2 separate regions of the Homo sapiens genome follow, and region 1 is linked to region 2. Evidence: read pairs that join two places in POLR2A ChIA-PET (ENCODE). Cell type or tissue: endothelial cell of umbilical vein. All regions are shown on one strand. Links, peaks and the distances in the headings refer to the core of each region. The heading gives the core; the rest is flanking DNA. Region 1 has its middle 26 kb from the start of LACAT1. Region 2 overlaps LOC105371901 (a long non-coding RNA gene).

Region 1 (2,901 bases), core at 96-2,595, 93 kb after region 2:
GGATTACAGGCTTGAGCCACTGCGCCCAGCCTTACCTGGGTACTTTTATGTGTCAGCTTGACTGGGCCACGGGGTTCCCAGATGTGTGGTCAGACATTATTCTGGGTGTCTGTGGGTGAGTTTAACATTTAAATCAGTGGACTGAGAGGAGTAGACTGTGCTCCCTAGTGTGGGGGGGCCTCATCCAGTCAGTTGAAGGCCTGCATAGAACAAAAAGCCTCACCCTCCCCCGAGGAAGAGAATTCTCCGGACTGCCTGCCTTCAGACTGGGACACTGGCTTTTTCCTGCCTTGGAACTTGAATGCTGGCTCTTCTTGGGCCTCAAGCCTCAGACTGGAACCCTGTGGTCCGCTCTCCTGGGCCTCCAGCTTGCCGACTGCAGCAGATCTTGGGACTTAACCTCTGCAATCACATGAGCCGAATCCTTGTCATCTCTGTGTGTGTGATTCTCTGTCTCTCTACACACATGTACATACACCCTGTTGTTCTGTTTCTATAGGAGATGTGCTCCAAAATCCTGGAACTGCAAAACCTTTGACTTCTACAAAAAATGGGTTAATCTGGAATCATCTCTCCTTGGTTCGTATGTGTGTGTGTATGTGTGTGTTTGGGGTTTTTCTTCCCATCAATAGGCTTATCCCAACCGGTTGCAGTGGCTCACTCCTGTAATCCCAGCACTGTAGGAGGCTGAGGCAGGCAGATCGCTTGAGCCCAGGGGTTCGAGACCAGCCTGACTAACATGGTGAAACCCCATCTCTACTAAAAACACAAAGATTAGCTGGGTGTGGTGGTGGGCGCCTATAATACCAGCTACTTGGGAGGCTGAGGCACAAGAATCAATTGAACCTGGGAGGCAGAGGTTGCAGTGAGCCGAGATCGTGCCACTGCACACCAGCCTGGGTGACAGAGTGAGGCTCTGTCTCCAAAAAAAAAAAAAAAAAAAAAAGGAAAATAAAATTAAAACATTTTTGTGGACACCTAAAGGATCATGGGCCCAGTGGAGAAGGTGGCCCTCCTCCCTTCCTCAGAGCCCCCGAGCCCTGCCCTGTGGGGTGGGAAAGAAGGGGACCTGCCCAGTGTCACGGTCAGTGGCCAAGCTGGACGACAGGTAATCCCTGAGTCCTGCCCCAGCCAGCCCTGCCCTCTGCTCTCCCAGAACCTAGAATCTGGGGGAAGATTGAACAAGCTCTTCCTTGAAGGGAGGGCGCCGCCTCCTCTCACCCCCTGCCACGGGCATCGGTGTGAGGCTGTGCTGGGGGCTGTGCTCACCCTCTGCGTCCCCGATGGGGCAGTGTCTGGTACCTGTGGAGTTCCTGGAAGAATCTGTGCCCTGATTGCCATTGTGAGCTGTGCCGGGGAGGCTCTGTAGGAGAGGAGGAGCAGTTAGCCGACTATTGGGGCGTGGGACAGGCTGGTCACGGGGCTCCGCTTCCTGGAGGGCTGCTGCTTTCGTAGGCCTGGCATCCGCCCCTCCAGCCGCATGCTGTCTGATTGTTCCCTGCAGGAGGTGCCAGCCCCTAGCTCTGGCAGCATCAGAGGAGCACATGAACCGAATGCTTCCAGAAGGCTCTGCGGCTGGTGGGGAGAAGGCTCTGGAGACCTTCAGTGAGTTGTGGCCTGTTCCCCGCTTCTCTCCGCACCGTTGGATGAGCCTCCTGTGGCATGGCTGGAAGGGCTGGGCGCTGAGGGTGTAGGCATCAGGACAGCTTTGCCTGGGCTGCCCACATTCTCTGCCCTGGGGGGACAGGGGCAGCTGGCGAAGCCCTCGTGTGGTGTCTCAGTGAAGTGCCCAGTGATGGGCTAGGGCCACCCCTGTCCTGAGCCTCCCCATGGCCCTCCAGTTCTTCCCTCCCTCCCACCTGCTCCTGTCTCCTTCGTTTTCTGTTTCTGTCTGGGTTGACTCATGACATACCTGAGAGCCTCCTGGCTTCAGCCTCTCTGCCATCCCCAGAGCAAGGAGGGCTCGGGGGGCACACAGTGTGGGAAGAGGCTGGACGGGAAGGCCAGAGGGTCACAATGGGTGGCGGGCGCCCTCCCTGCTGCCCCGTCTCGCCCGGCTCCCAGAGTCACTCATTCGGGCTCACTCTGGGCCCTCAGCTGCTCCCTCTGATCCCAGCCTCAAAGGTGCAGCTGGTCTGGTTAGACACGTGTTCTCAGAAGGAGCAGAGAGTGATGCATTAATTTATCCTTTGTTGACTCTGAAAGTCAAAAGCTCCCGGGGAATCTGGACTAATCTCTCTCCTAGAAGTGGCTGATTATTTGTAAAAGGATCTGAGCTTGCTGAGTGTCACATGGCAGTGGGACCTCCATGCAGGTCCCTGAGTGGCCATGCCGCTCTCCTCCCCTTCCCGCCCAGGCCAGGCCTCCAGTGCTGTGCTTCCGCTGTTTCGTCTGCCTGGGACGCTCCCGCCCCTGGAGAAGGAGAACTCAGGAAGCTCTTCCCTGAAGACATTTGTGGGGGCTTGGCCAGCCTCCCTTCCTGTCCCCCTTGTCCCCTGCACAGACTTTTGTGCAACGCTGCGATGATTTATTTTATTTTTTATCTCTTGTAGTGATGGGGTCTAACCATGTTGCCCAGGCTGGTCTCAAATTCCTAGGCTCAAGCGATCCTCCCGCTTCGGCCTCCCAAAAGGCACAGACACAAGCCACCGTGCCCGGCCCTGTGATGTTCATGGAACTGACTTGTCCCACGTCTGTCTCCTTCTCCTTCCTACCTCTGTGTGACCGGGCCCTCGAGCTGTGCTGGACACACAGAAGGTGCTGGTGCATGGAAGGTGGAGGTCAGAAGGGCCTCCCTTCCCCCGCGAGAAGGGCAGGTCCTACCACAGCATGGGTGGGCGCCTGGGATGTGGAAGGAAGCTGAACTGCTTCTAGTCCAGGCTTCTCAGGCTGCATTCACAG
Region 2 (2,901 bases), core at 105-2,604:
TAGCCTTTACGCGGCACCCATCAAGGCTTCCATTCACCAAATGAGAGGCGACAACAGACAGGTGAGGAGAACTCACTAATAAAGATGCTCTGTGCTGGGCACGGTGGCTCACCCCTGTAATCCCAGCACTTTGGGAGGCCGAGGCGGGTGGATCACATGAGGTCAGGAGTTCGAGACCAGCCTGGCCAAGATGGAGAAACCCCGTCTCTACTAAAAATACAAAAATTAGCTGGGCGTGGTGGCAAGCACCTGTAGTCCCAGCTACTCGGGAGGCTGAGGCAGGAGAATCACTAGAACCCAGGAGGTGGAGGTTGCAGTGAACTAAGATCATGCCACTGTACTCCAGCCTGGGCAACAGAGTGAGACTCCATCTCAAAAAAAAAAAAAAAAAAGCTCTGGAAGCGAGGGGCACAGTCACGGTGTTTCAGAGTGCCCACTCTCGTAATTCGACTTTAAAGGGATCCTGTCTGAGGAAAACAGGAGGAGTGCTGCAAGACAAGGGCAGCAGCCTTCTCTTTCTCTGCTGCAGCGCTGCGGTCCCACCAACCTGCCTTCACTGTTTGTTACCTGATGTCACTTACCCTGCCCGGTGTTGACTCCACCCTGTTCAGCCTGTGGATGACTATTAGCCCAGAGAACAGAGAAAGGAACAGTGCCACTTGAACACAACATGCAACACACACACACTTTTTTTTTTTTTTTGGAGACATGGTCTCTCTCTGGCACCGAGGCTGTAGTGCAGTGCTGCAATCATGGCTCACTGCAGCCTCAACCTCCTGGGTTCAAGTGATCCTACTGGCTCAGCCTCCCAAGTAGCTGGAACTATAGATGCGAGCCACCATGACCAGCTAAATTTTAAATTTTTTGTTGAGGCCGGGTGCGGTGGCTCATGCCTGTAATCCCAGCCCTTTGGGAGGTGGAGGTGGGTGATCACTTGAGGTCAGGAGTTCTAGACCACCCTGGCCAACATGGTGAAACCCCATCTCTACTTAAAACAAACAAACAAAAAATACAAAAATTAGGCAGGTGTGGTGGCGCATGCCTGTAATCCCAGCTACTTGAGAAGCTGGGCAGGAGAATCGCTTGAACCCAGGAGGCGGATGTTGCAGTAAGCCGAGATTGTGCCACTGCACGCTAGCCTGGGTGACCGAGCAAAACTCTGTCTCAAAAATAAATTAAATAAATAAAATAAAATACTTTTTTTGTTGTTGTTGAGACAGGGTCTCACTGTGTTTCCCAGGTTGGTCTTGAACTCCTGAGCTCAAATAATCCTCCCACTTCAGCCTTGTAAAGTGCTGGGATGACAGGCGGTAGCCACCGTGTCCAGCTGCAAACAATTCTTATGTTCTGTTTTTGTTTTTTGTAAAAAGATTGTGTCCTGTCACATTGGCTTGAGTATTTACACTCATTGTCCTGGTTTCCATTCTCTCCTCAACCCACTGCTGCCTGTCTTCTGTCCCTGAAGCCTGGTGAATTCATGTCTAGCAAGGACACCAGTGGCCCTCTTATTACCGAAGCCCAGGAGCTATCTTATTTCTCGTTCTGTTACCCATCTTTTGGCTCTATTGACCCCATACCACTTGACACTGTTGGGGAGCAGGGCATCACTTCTCTCTCCTGGTTCTCCTTCCACCTCTCTGCTTATCAGCATCCTTCCCTGGTTCTTGTTCACATCCTGACTCTTAATAGTTGGAGTTCTTTAGAATTCTGCTCTTGGTTTTCTTTGCATCTGAGTGATACCATACTCCCACCAGTAACTTCATTCAGCCTTGGATAAGTTCCTGCCTAGTCAACTGTTTCTGTTCTGTGAGGCTTTCCTCAACTCCCCAGAGACTGGCTCCATAGCACTGTCCCTATTTCTCATTTCTAGCACTTATCACACTGTGTATAGACTTAGTTTATTCTGTAATTCTTTCTTTCTCTCTTTGTCTTTCTCTCTTTCTTTCTCTCTTTCTTTGTCTTCCTTCCTTCCTTTCTTTCGAGACAGTGTTGCTCTGTCTCTCAGGCTATCTCTCAGGCTGGAGTGCAGTGGCACAATCAGGGCTCACTGCACCCTCAACCTCCTGGGTTCAAGTGATCCTCCTGCCTCAGCCTCCCGAGTAACAAGGACTACAGGCATGTACCACCATGCCTGGCTAATTTTTTAAAAATTGTTTGTAGAGATAGGGGTCTTGCTATGTTGTCCAGGCTGGTCTGGAACTCCTGGGCTCAAGCAATCCTTCCAACTTGGCTTCCCAAAGATTGCAGGCATAAGCTATGTATCTGGCGCCTCTCTCTCTCTCTTTCCTTCTTTCCTTCCTTCCTTCTCTTTCTTTTCTATTTTTTTGAAACAGAGTTTCGCTCTGTCACCCAGGCTGGAGTGCAGTGGCACTATCTTGGCTCACTGCAAGCTCCATCTCCCGGGTTCATGCCATTCTCCTGCCTCAGCCTCCTGAGTAGCTGGGACTATAGGCACCAGCCACCACGCCCGGCTAATTTTTTTTTTTGTATTTTTAGTAGAGACGGGTTTCATGTGTTAGCCAGGATGGTTTCGATCTCCTGACCTTGTGACCTGCCCGCCTCGGCCTCCCAAAGTGTTGAGATTACAGGCGTGAGCCACTGCGCCTGGCCCCTTCTCTTTCTTTCTTTCTCTTTTGCTTTCTTTCTTTTTCTTTTCTTTCTTTTCTCTTTCCTTCCTTCCTCTTTCCTTTCTTTCTTTCTCTCTTTTTCTCTCTCTCTTCCTTTCTTTCTCTCATCCTCACCCTGCCCTGCCCTCCCTCTCCCCTTCCCTCCCTTCCTTCCTTTCTCTTTCTTTTTTCTTTCTTTCTCTTTCCTTCCTCCTTCTTTCTTTTGAAATTTTTCAAACACACATTACCACTACATTTTAATAGTTTGATTGTATCCTTGATGAGAGAGATTGTT

The links. Peaks named below come from ENCODE experiments on the same cell type or tissue, not always from the same donor. Only the 100,000 strongest peaks of a DNase experiment are listed, where the experiment ranks them.
Region 1: POLR2A ChIA-PET joins it to region 2 with 6 read pairs; 12 of 35 experiments call an interaction of 5 or more read pairs at or near these places.

What each region holds. Positions count from the first base shown.
Region 1 is chr17:77,226,307-77,229,207 of GRCh38, forward strand. No RefSeq gene overlaps it. Among named protein-coding and RNA genes, the nearest start is that of LACAT1, 26 kb to the right of the region's middle. In endothelial cell of umbilical vein, for the core only: no CTCF peak of the experiment used is centred there; a DNase peak (open chromatin) is centred at 1,445.
Region 2 is chr17:77,133,565-77,136,465 of GRCh38, forward strand. All of the region lies in intron 2 of LOC105371901 (a long non-coding RNA gene), which reads right to left. It also overlaps a transcript of SEC14L1 not described here. Among named protein-coding and RNA genes, the nearest start is that of SEC14L1, 6.0 kb to the right of the region's middle. In endothelial cell of umbilical vein, for the core only: no CTCF peak of the experiment used is centred there; no DNase peak of the experiment used is centred there.